Regions from separate parts of the Homo sapiens genome. Here region 1 is linked to region 2. The links are chromatin contacts, found by Hi-C in ENCODE. All regions are on one chromosome and are shown on one strand. The core of a region is the stretch at or near the end of the contact, and the rest is flanking DNA. Distances in the headings are between cores, read along the strand shown.

Evidence for each region. Hi-C counts contacts between places; a loop is a spot of excess contacts on that map. Pooled maps may share reads with other maps.
Region 1: a pooled map shows a loop between it and region 2 (6-fold over the local background). The contact joins the enhancer-like site here to the promoter of OPN3 in region 2. A Hi-C loop is called at or near these places in 2 of 50 pooled maps.

The regions. Positions count from the first base shown.
Region 1 is chr1:244,405,882-244,412,038 of GRCh38, forward strand. ADSS2 (adenylosuccinate synthase 2) reads right to left here. Exons shown (of 13, transcript NM_001126.5): 12 at 5,406-5,555; 13 at 2,613-3,757. The coding sequence ends at 3,705. Among named protein-coding and RNA genes, the nearest start is that of ADSS2, 43 kb to the right of the region's middle. Within about 2 kb of position 3,935, at least 2 of the 41 ENCODE cell types and tissues checked have a DNase peak (open chromatin) inside an H3K27ac peak, as active enhancers do.
Region 2 is chr1:241,637,766-241,643,154 of GRCh38, forward strand. It overlaps OPN3 (opsin 3), which reads right to left and starts at 2,604. Exons shown (of 4, transcript NM_014322.3): 1 at 2,117-2,604. The coding sequence starts at 2,489. It overlaps CHML (CHM like Rab escort protein), which reads right to left and starts at 2,604. Exons shown (of 2, transcript NM_001381853.1): 1 at 2,117-2,604. RefSeq lists enhancers at 1,731-2,301, 2,302-2,871 and silencers at 1,974-2,023, 2,354-2,933.

The DNA of each region.
Region 1 (6,157 bases), core at 2,685-5,184, 2.8 Mb after region 2:
TTCTCAGGCTTTAAAAAAAACTTTGCTCATAATACTATATATATATTTTATATACATATAGTATTTATATATACATAAACTCAGTTCAATCCGAACATTTTTTCCTTAGGTTCCTGAGTTTGCTGTTTTTATGAAGGCGGCTTTCCCTAAGATTAGATAAGCCTGTGTTAAGTTCCCAAATATGCTTGCATCTATTTCTGGAATGTCTATTCCATTTCTCTTATGTATTCTTTCTCATAGCAATGCTATATATTTTTATTACAGTAGCTGTGTAATGTTCTAACATCTGGCAGGACAAAGACTCCTCTCTCAACATATTACTTTCTCAAAAATGCCTCAGATATTCTTGCATCCCTATTCAACTATATTCATTAATTAGTATATTAAAAATATGTACTAAATAGGCCCTCTTCCCATTTCAGTGTCTTGTTCTGCCACGCAGTTTCCATCTACTGAGTTTTGAAATTTAGAGCATACAGTTTTAGCAATTTTCCTGTGCTCCCATTAGGGCCTTCTTAAGCGTAATACAGTAGTCTCTCCCCCATCTGTGGTTTCATTTTCGTTGGTTTTAGTTACTGGAGGCCAAACCTGCCCCAAAAATATTACATTGAAAATTCCAAAAATAATTTATGAGTTTCAAATTGCAAGCAGCTCTCAGTACCATAATGAGACATCAGGCCATCCTTCTCTGTCCTGCCCAGAATGTCAATCATCCCTTTGTCCTGTGTCTCCACACTGTCTGCAATACCTGCCTGTTAGTCACTTAGTAGCTGTCTCAGTTATCAGATCGAGTGGTTATCAGACCGACTGCCTGGTATCTCAGTGGTTGTGTCCAAGGAACCCTTATTTTACTAAAGAGTGGCCCCAAAGCACAAGAATAGTGATGCTGGCAATTCAGGTGTGCCAAAGGGAAGCTGTAAAGTACTCATTTCAAGTGAAAAGGTGGAAGTTCTACTGAAGGAAATAAAGACAAATCATATGCTGATGTTGCTAAGATTTACAATAAGAACAAATCTGTGAAATTTTGAAGGAGGAAGAAGAAATTCACGCTAGTTTTGCTGTCACACCTCAAACTGCAAAAGCTGTGGCCACGGTGCATGACAAGTGCTTAGTTAAGATGGAAAAGGCATTCCATTTATGGGTGGAAGATACCAACAGAAAACATCTTAATATTAACGGCAATGTGTCACTCCAGAAAGCACTGAGCCCATGCAAAGACTTCAGCAAGGAATCCCTTGAAATGAGTGACACCAAGCCATTACACAGACGGCCAACAGTAGCCCATCGCCACATCACAATGCCTACATCACCTCACTGCATCTCATCGCGGAGGCACTGTAGCATCTCCCATGATCACAAGAAGGGGAAATACAGTACAATAGAGGATATTTTGAGAGAGAGACACATTCACATAATTTTTATTACAGTATATTGTTATAATTGTTCTACTTTATTATGTTATTAATCTCTTACTATGCCTCATTTATAAATTACACTTTATCACAGGTATGTATTGGAAAAAACAGTATATATATGATTTGGTACTACTACCCACAGTTTTAGGCATCCACTGGGGGTCTTTGAACATATCTCTCATGGATAAGGGGGGAACTACTGTATGTCTTGTATTATATTATAGTCTTCTTCTTTCATGTAAAACATGGGTTTTGGCCAGGTATGGTGGCTCATGCCTATAAAATAAAGGCATGGTGGCATATGACTGCAATCCCAACTACTCAGGAGTCTGAGGCAGGAGAATCGATTGAACCCGGGAGGCGGAGGTTGCAGTGAGCTGAGATCACACCACTGCACTCCAGCCTGGGTGACAGAGCGAGACTCTGCCTCAAAAAAAAAAATAAAAAGAAGAAAACACAAAAAAACCCCCCATGATTTTACTCCTTGAATTTACTGCTAAGCTAATCAATCTCATCAGCCCCTCACTCATTTTGTTTAGTTGCTCCAACTTTCCAAATTCTTTCCAGCCTCTGGGCCTTTGTACAGTACATGTCCCTCTGTCTGCTCTGTACGCATCTGCTTGGTCTGTTTAGACATTATTTCCATTAATGGCCTTCTCCAACCCCTGCTAAATTAAGACTAGATTCTCATTCATCAGACCTTGTACTTTTCTACTGCAGCATGTAACTACTGTTTATAAATCTCTATTTGGTTACCATGCTGTCCCCCACTACATTAAGTTTCAGGAAGACTGTGCTCCTGTCACCACTGCATACCCAATACCTAGGAAGAGTCTAACACATATACTTGAAAAGGAGAATGAGTTCTTTGTATCTGTCTCTGAACCATTACTAAAAATACATTTTAACAGTGCAATACTTGCAACCAAGATAAGAATGCAGACTTTAAAAGCCCATTCATTCTCTATTAAACAGAAATTATATATTCATTATAAATTATTTTTACATGTAAGTCATTACTATCAGTAATTGGCTTGTAGGATAATCTGTATTGTTCTTTATACTTATTGAGTCTAACGATACTGCTCCTATTTGAGAATTTTTCTTGAACTAAGTATTACACTACAGAGATAAAGCTCCTTCCTATATACTATTACTAACCTCTCTTAGTAGAACAAAAACACAATACGCAAAGCATACTAGAAATATTTGGTTCTTTTAATCAGCTATTCATGGTGTAATAAAATAAATTTAAGTGGCACCTAATTTAACATTTAAAATAGTTCATTAAAAGATAATCTACAAAACAATGTTATGCCTAATTGTCAAAATAACACCTTTTTTTTTTCAAGAAAGGAGAAATAAAGGCATAATCAAAATTATGGCTAACAACGTGGGTTCATTTTGACACTTACAGATGATTCTGTAGGCATATCGGCAGGCACGATGTTGAAAACCAATCCACTAGATTTAAAATTAATGGTAAGATAAAAAAGAAAAGATACACATTTCAGAGGTAATGTTTGAAATTAAAGAAAAATATCCACCATATATTACAACAGATCTTTTAATGACTATTTTTAACATAAAGATTGTTGTTTTGGGAAACATCTATTCTCTTTGAACATTTCACTAAATTTTCAATGTATTAAATAACTGACAGAAATAAGTTCTGTGTTCTGTACAAATTAAAGGTCCCATGAATACATAACCCCCTCCCAGCCCCACCAAAGCTCAATTTTGCATGGTTTCAGCAGAAAATAGACAGCCCAAAATTTAAACAGAATTCATAGCATTACAAAAGTTTACAGAACCCCTATGTTTTCATCATTTGTTTCTAACAACAAAGATTACAATGACAGAACTGAATGATCAGAATGTAAAAATATTTGTGCAAAACTGCATTAATTGTTCTTACCATCTAATAGGGGTAAAACTTAAGAACACGCAATGACAATAATGAAGAAAAACTACATTAAAAGTAATTCTACTTTTGATATCAAACAACATGGATTATACTATTACTAAACATTGAAAAAAAAAACGTGGCACCATGAGAGCAGCAGGAGCAACAAATGATTTGGCAATTCCAGCTAAAGAAAGCTGACACTGGAATATGCCAAAGTTAATCTCCACAGTAGGCATCCATCTGAAAAGACTGGAAACAACTGTAGGGCTTCAAACTTACTTCAGTGTCTTTATTCTTGAATTTGCAGGTCATAAATGAAATATTTAAGAAAGTCTTTTCCCCTCCCTCTCAAGGAGTGTTTCTTGCATTACTGGCAATCATTAAAAGAGTTGAATCATAGATTCTCTGGATTTACCAACACCAATCCACTTAACTAGGAGAATACAAAGAGAAAAGGAATTGAATCAATTCATCTCTAATGTTCACTCGTTGGGATTAAAACAGGTAGTCCCCTACTTTTCTCAGTATCACCATAACTTTTCCCTATGTGCCTTTTTGCTGTTCTCTATTCTGTTAGCAGACTGTGCCGATTTCTAAACAGGATGTACAAATAAGACCCAGCACAGGACAGTATGCCTTACTGTTCCCTTTTTAACTGTGCAATATTTTCACTTTCCTAATGACTTAGGATAGTAAAATATTGACCAACACCAGCAGAGACCTACAGAAAGTTGGTGATCAAGTTCCTGATAACAGGCCAAGATAAGCATCTTCAACATCTAGATGAGAATATGATTTTAACTTGCACAGCCTCAGAAACTGCCCACTACAGGAGTCTATGGAAATCGAATCATCTGCATCACATGGTTTCAGATTATTTGCAGAATTGCCAGCTTCCATAAGGTACTGTTAGGATCAACCTTCGTGGTATTTTACAGATTTTTGTTAGACTCACTGCTGTTTATATTTCAAGAAAATGCTGACCAAGAGCAGTAAGCAAATATGCTTACTAAATTTGACATCATGCTGGGAGGGGCAACTAGTAATTTGGAAAACAAGAATCATGCTGGAAACGAAGCACAAGGCAAAAGAGATTTTACACGGAGGACACATCCCACACACTTCACTTTTTCTTATGTTTCAAATATCCATCAATGCCAACAAAACGATACAAGGAAAAAGCCATCTGTTAAAAGAATGACTTCACATAACTAGATACAGCCATACGTTGTTATGCCTAACTCCCTCGCCATCTTATATTTGTTCTTTAATAAATAGGCTTAATTATTTTTAAAAATTTTTTCTTACATTTTTTTCTAGTGAGATTTCCCATTTTCTATACCAATTATTTCCCAGTGTATATTCAGGAAACTCCAAATCTCAAGGGTAATTTAACCCAAACAAACCATAAACCATTTTTAACCCCCCAAAAACACACAACATTTTTTGTGGTGGTAGAGATACATGAGGATTTGTTATTAAGAGGGAGAAGTGAATGAGACAATGTCACAGGATAAAAAAAAAACAGACTAAGAATTAAAGACAGGGTCAGAAAGGGTGAGAAGTAATCTATTATCTTCTATTTAAAGATGAGCATCGTATTTACTTTAAGGAATAAAAATATTACTTTGTATCTTCCTGGGCATTTATGCAAATCATGTGCACTCTGTAAAGTAACAATGATCTTTCCTTTATTCTATTTCAAAGGCACATAGGCAAGTTAAAAGAAAAGACAGTTGGCCGGGCATGCTGGCTCATGCCTGTAATCCCAGCACTTTGGGAGGCTGAGGTGGGCAGACCAAGAGGTCAGGAGAGACCAGCCTGGCCAACATGGTGAAACCCCGTCTCTTACTAAAAATACAAAAATTAGCCAGGCGTGGTGGCGCGCACCTCTAATCCCAGCTACTCGGGAGGCTGAGGTAGGAGAATAGCTTGAACCCAGGAGGCAGAGGTTGCAGTGAGCCGAGATCCCGCCACTGCACTCCAGCCTGGGACAGAGCGAGACTCCGTCTCAAAAAAAAAAAAAGAAAAAAGAGAGAGAGAGAAAAGAAAAAACTTATTCACAAAGTGTTTATGTTTACCTGGAATTTGAAGCTCATCTTCAATAAATCGAACATAGTTTTGTGCATTAACAGGTAGTTCTTTAAACGCCCTTGCATTTGATATGTCTGTGTTCCATCCTGGGAGAGTCTTATATTGAACTTCAACTTTATTTAAGACTTCTTGGTTTGCTAAAAGTTAAAGAGGACATTTATTCATGGCACACACTGTTTACTGTCAAACAACTTTTTGATATATTGTAGGTTCAAAATGTCTTTTCAAAATCTTTGGAGCCACATATGTTTTGGGATTTAGAATTCTTCAGGTAGTAGAAAGGTAAAACAGCGCAAATACCATCTGGAGTAGTATTCTATAATCAAACATATTTCTGCAGCAACGCATATGATCATTTGCTATAAGAGGATAAAGATTATGTAATACTAACATTAGTTCAAGACTGGTTTTGCTGCCAAATGAATCTGGGTGCCAAACTTAAAACTTTCCAGTTTTAAAGCTTATTGAATTTCCATTCTATTGATTAGGGATTGTAGATCTGCATGACAGCAACTTCACAGAAAGAAGGCCTGCATACCTGCTGTCTTCTGAGAAATCTAGGGTTCTACTTGAAATTTTCTTCATTATTCTACGTATTTTCTCTGTATCCCCTAATGGAAACTGAACATGTACTAAAGAAAAGTTTCTTTGACTTGAGTCAATACAGTGGATGCTATGGTACTCTGCCCAGATTTCTCTCAAGACTGAGAGCTGTGGGAGCTCTGCCTACTGAACCACT
Region 2 (5,389 bases), core at 1,354-3,853:
TGAGAAAGCCCGCACAATGCATGAGTCGCAGGATAAGGAACAGGATCCACTCTTGTGCCATCAGACCAATGGTCTTTCCAACAGATAGGGCAAGCCTCTCCAAAAGCCTCTGCATCAAGAAGCTACTTCCCTCATTTTTAACTTCCTCCCCTTCAATACTCCACTGTTAGGTAGTTCTTGCTCAGGGATAACTCAGGAAGTGCCCTCCTTTTCTTCATCCTTAACCTGGATCTAGAAGCACAAACTCCGGAATTTACTCCAGGCAAAGAAATCATCTTCGCTAAAAACTTTTTAAACTCTATAGTAACTTCACTACTAACTTGCCCCCCAGGGCTTAAGTCTCGGAATCTCTTATCTCAGGGTTTCCACCTCTACATTAAAAACAGGGAGAAAGTCATGGTTGAAAGCACTAAATGCCCTGAAAAATAGGGCAGCCCTCAGGCAAAAATCTAAGTGAACTTAGAAAATCACTGGGCTGGGACCCTAGGAGGGATGGTGAAGAAGAAAAACAGGAAGGGAGAAGTGACCAGGAGACACAGGAGGGTGGGATCAGCAGAGGAAAGAGGTGAGGAAGAGGGTGGATGACAGCTAGCACTTATAAAGAACTCAGTACACCCTTGTGTTCAAACTCCCGGGCACGAAAACAGAATTTTCCAGCACAGAAAAGGCACTTCAAGGAAAAAAGAACTTTGATGTCTGTGAACAAACACCTGTTGACTACCCTGGAGAACACTACTGATGATACTTTAGGCTTGGGCTTGAATAACCTTCTTAGCATTGCCGAAGAAACTGCCTGATAGGTATTTTACAATTAATATAAGGAGTGTAATCCCATAGTCGTCCATACCACAGCCTACATACACTTGCAGTCCCCTCCCTAAATTTCAAATGTTTGTTCAAATGAAATTATCAGATTAAAGCTTATGAGGGGCGGGGAGGAAAATATTATAACCTCTGAAGCAATCAAATAAAATCTATTTTCTTATTTCCTTCAAAACGCCAAAAAATGAATCATTACAAATATAATATTTGGGTTTGTCATAGCATAGAGGTTACTGAATAAGAAAATATTTTTGATAATTCTACAAAGATTTTTGTTCTCCCAAACCTACCAAGATTAAAGCAATAAAGTATCAATGGATTTCAGGATTTAAAAAAGGAACTTTAAGCCTTGAGAAATACACATTTCTATTTCAAATCTCCCTACAAATGAAATTCCTGAGGCACACAAAAAAATAATTTCCTTTCTACGCTTCCTTCAATGATTTGCTGAGTTGTTGATCATCCTTCAAAACATCATGTCTCAGTGAAACTTAAATCTTCCATAATAAGAGTACTGTCGAAATACATCTTCAACAATGAAGTTCTACTTTAATGAAATCTACCGATTGCAGAGCTAATTACAGTATTTGTTCACCTGAGATGGTATTGGCTGAGCCATTTGTAATCTCACCCAAGATTCTGGTGTGCTGGAACCCATCTATAAGACGGAAAATAGTAAAAACAGCTTACAGGGCACATGCCAATTTGCATTCTGAGGACCTGAATGAAACTGTCTCATTCCCTAGAAAGCATTCAAAGGTTTACAAGTACTAATGAGAATTTTTTTTTACACATTGTTATTTTGGTTTTCTACTCTCATTTTAGGAAACAAATAGTAGTACATGAATCTAATCTCATCACTCCCTCCAACTTTCACGAGTTAATCACTTTTTTTCTTGAATCTCTTGACTCTACAGGCCCTCGTCTCTTTCCTCAAAGTGTAAAAAGCCGTGGTTTCGTGCCTTGTTGAGTGATCTTAGGAGGTAAAAACAAATAAGAAAGGAGGCGGGCCGGGGTTTGGGGTCAACGTGGGGGGCAGATGAGAGACCACAGGAATGGAGTCCTGGACAGCGTGGGGCGGGAGGGGACGGAGGAAGAGGAAGGCACCCGCCATGCGGCTGGGGTCGGGCAGCGTTGAGGAGGCGAGCGGGGAGCGGGGCGGTGTAGGGCGGGGGGCGCGGGGCCGAGCGGGAAGCGGTGCGGGGCGGGCTGGGGGGCGGACGCACGGAGCGGGCAGCGGGGTGGGGAGTGGAAGTTTGCAGAGGGGAGGCTGCCTTCTCCCAGTCCAACTCACCGAAGAGGCTGCCGCTAAACCCGTCCCACACGCAGCCCACGGTGTCCCACACCCAGCCGTTCCTCAGGCAGGACACGAAGGTAAAGGTGACCCCGAAGAGGGACACCAGCAGGTCGCTGAGGCTGATGTTGACCAGGAGGAGGTGAGTGGGAGTGCGGAGCCGCTGGAACTTGTAGTAGAGGACGAGCACCAGCAGGTTGTTGCCGACGCCCAGCAGCCCAATGGAGCCCAGCAGCAGCGCCAGGCGCTCGTAGGTGCCGGGGCTGAAGAGGGGCGCGGGGCTCAGTGTCCCCGCCGGCGCCGGCCCCTCAGCGCCCGCGGCCCCGCCGCCGTCCCAGTAGCCGTGGCCGCCGCTGCGGTTCCCCGAGTACATGGCCCGGCGCCGGCGCGCCTGGCGGGCGGAGGCGCTCAGCTTGCGGCGGGGCTCGCGGCGCGCTCCGCACTGGGTGGGGTTGGGGCTCCGCCGCCTGCTCTAGCCATTGTGCACTGAGGGGCCCGCGCTACCGCGCGCCGGGCCCGCCCTCTTCCCGCCCCTTCCGCCCGGCGCACCCCCCGTGGCCCCGCCCCTCCCCGCGGCCTGTCCTCGTCGCTCCGCTGCTCCCGGCGCGTCCTCTTAGCCCCGCCCCCCCGCGGGCGCGTCCTCGCGGCTAGCTCGCCCCGCCCCCACTGGCTGGGCACCTTCCGCTGGTCGGCGTGGACGCGCGTCGCGGGATAGCCTGGGGGCCAGGGCCGCAGGGTAGCCTCGATGGCTCTTCACACCCCCACCTCCCTGCACCCACCTTGAAAGCTTCGTGTCCACTCACCCATTCATGCACTCACTTATACATTCATTTATTCCTAAGTATTTATGAGCGCCTGCGCCCACCACGTGCTGGCAAGAATTGGGTTTCTCCCCTTCCTGGGAAGCTGTAATAACCCACAACCAGCCTACGAAGCCCATCCCGCGTCATACACTCAATGTAAACAAAAGCAAAGAAAACATTGAAGAGCTCGGGGTAGTCTTACCGGAAAACTGAGAAGAAAAACAACAAATTGATAGACAGGTGCCTGCCTAACTACCTGACTGCTAGAGGACACATGTCCCAGGGCTGATACAAGAGCCTGCCACCCTTGGAGAGTCTGGGATGAAAACTCTCTGAAAATGGCATTCCAATGGAACTGACTTTAAGCCCTGGGCTGGACCCCAAGGCCTTCCAATACCGTCCTTCCTGTGCTTGAAAGCGTGGGTAGATCTTTCCGGTCACTGAGGCCTGCTAAAGTCCTTCACAGGCAGTGAAAGATTCAACCTAAATCTAGCAGGTATAGGAGGCAGGTGCTATATTTAGAACAGCACACATTTCCCATTGGGCCTCTTCTCCTGTAGTGATGAGAATATAGTACAAGTCAAATATAGGTTGTGAACGTCATCACACTCTGCAAGAGCTGCTTCTGCCTTTGTGGTTGCACAATCCCTAAGGAGGCCCTACAAGAAGATCACAGTCCCCAGCCACACCTGCAGCCTGTCCTGGACACTGGTGACGAACACAGGGTTTGTGCAAGCTAAAGAAACTGCTCTCCATACGGGCGTGCCTCACCTCTGTTTGAAAGATCAGTAGGGAATGACTAGCTTGGATCAATCCACATTCTGAATTCCCTGGAGAGAGGATCTAATAGGCTGGCAGCAGCTCTCCACCCTGGTGCACTGAGCAATAGCTAAGGGGCAGTGTGCTCTGCCTTTGACACCTTGATTTTCCTTCAAGGCTTCTGCTCTGGACTCGCCATCTGTGAGACTTCCTACCCACCCACCCCTTAAAAAACACACACACACTTTTAATTGTTAATTTTAGATTTGTACAACCACTGAACAAAACATAACTATTTAACAAGTTCTATATGTTTAATGTCGAAAGTGTTTTCTGTGTCTAGTCTACAGTAAGTTCTCAATAAATAGTAATTTGAATGAATGAATAAAGAACTCGCTATATTTTTTCCTATTCATTCTTCATTGCTGAGTCATTGCCCTTATAAAGCTCACATTCCAGTCGTGTTGGGAGAACAAACAAAAATTAGATAAATACGTAGGGTGTCAGCCACTGACAAATGCCATGAAGAAATAGGGGTCAGGCGTGGTGGCTCATTCCTGTAACCCCAGCACTTTGGGAGGCCGAGGCAGTAGGATTTCTTAAGCCCAGGAGTTCAAGACCAGCCTGGGCAACAAAGTGAGAACTGCCCCCTAACTCTTCAAAAAATAGAAAATTAGCCAGGCAAGATGGTACATGTCTGTGGTCCCAGCTACTCAGGAGGTTGAGCCAGGAGCTATGGGAGATGGGGCAAGGAGTTTGTAAGAGTTAAAGAAAGAGGAAAGAAACACTAATAGCAGCTCAACAGTCAGACAGTGTTATTTGGAAGAATAAACCTAAGAGGGGCTTCTGGCCGATTTCGGTCAGGAGCACTCTCTTACAGACTAAGAGTATTTAAGGATTTTAGAGTGAGAGAGCTTATCACAGGCGTGGAATGTTTCTGTTTGGAGAAGAAGTTTATTGCCAAGTTGGAATGTCTCTGTCGGAGGGGAGGTTATCTCGGGGCTCGCATGTCTCTGGTCAGGGAGGGGTTTATCTTAGGGTTGGAATGTTTCTGGTCGGAGATGTCATTTGTGGTGTATGGTCATGCTGACCTTAGCCATTAGGCTGATGCTGTTTGGATTTAGGTGGTTTTTGATCAAGGGGAACTTTAAAATGGCAGTGCTTGTCCATGATGGTGATGCACCTGCTCTGTCAAGGTTGTTATTTAGACAAGGTGGTTATGGGCAGGAGTACTGTATTGGTATGTTGGAGGAACAATAAGGAAGCAAGAATGAGAATCGGGAAATGCAGCCAGTCAGGTGGGTGTGCAGTGAATGGCCAGAATATGCAGGACCTTGGCCATTTCAATAAAAGGACTTTGGCTTTTACTCAATCAGAGTAAAGTCCAGGGCAATGCCTACTAGCAGTGAATGCAAAGGAGGAGTAAGAGGCCTTTGACAAATGCTTAAGCATTTTTGACACAGTAATTTTACAATACTATGAACCATTAAGGACATTTATTGAGCTTGACAGAAACAGGCAATGATAAGGATATATGTTTCTTTTTTAATTTTAGAATTATGTAATGACAGGATAATGGCAGAACACTACAATCTTTTATTAAAAAAAAAAACAAAAAACAAACAAATGAAAAACACCAGCATGATATAGTTTGGATGTTTGTCCCCACCCAAATCTCATGTTGAAATATAATCCCCAATATTAGAGGTGG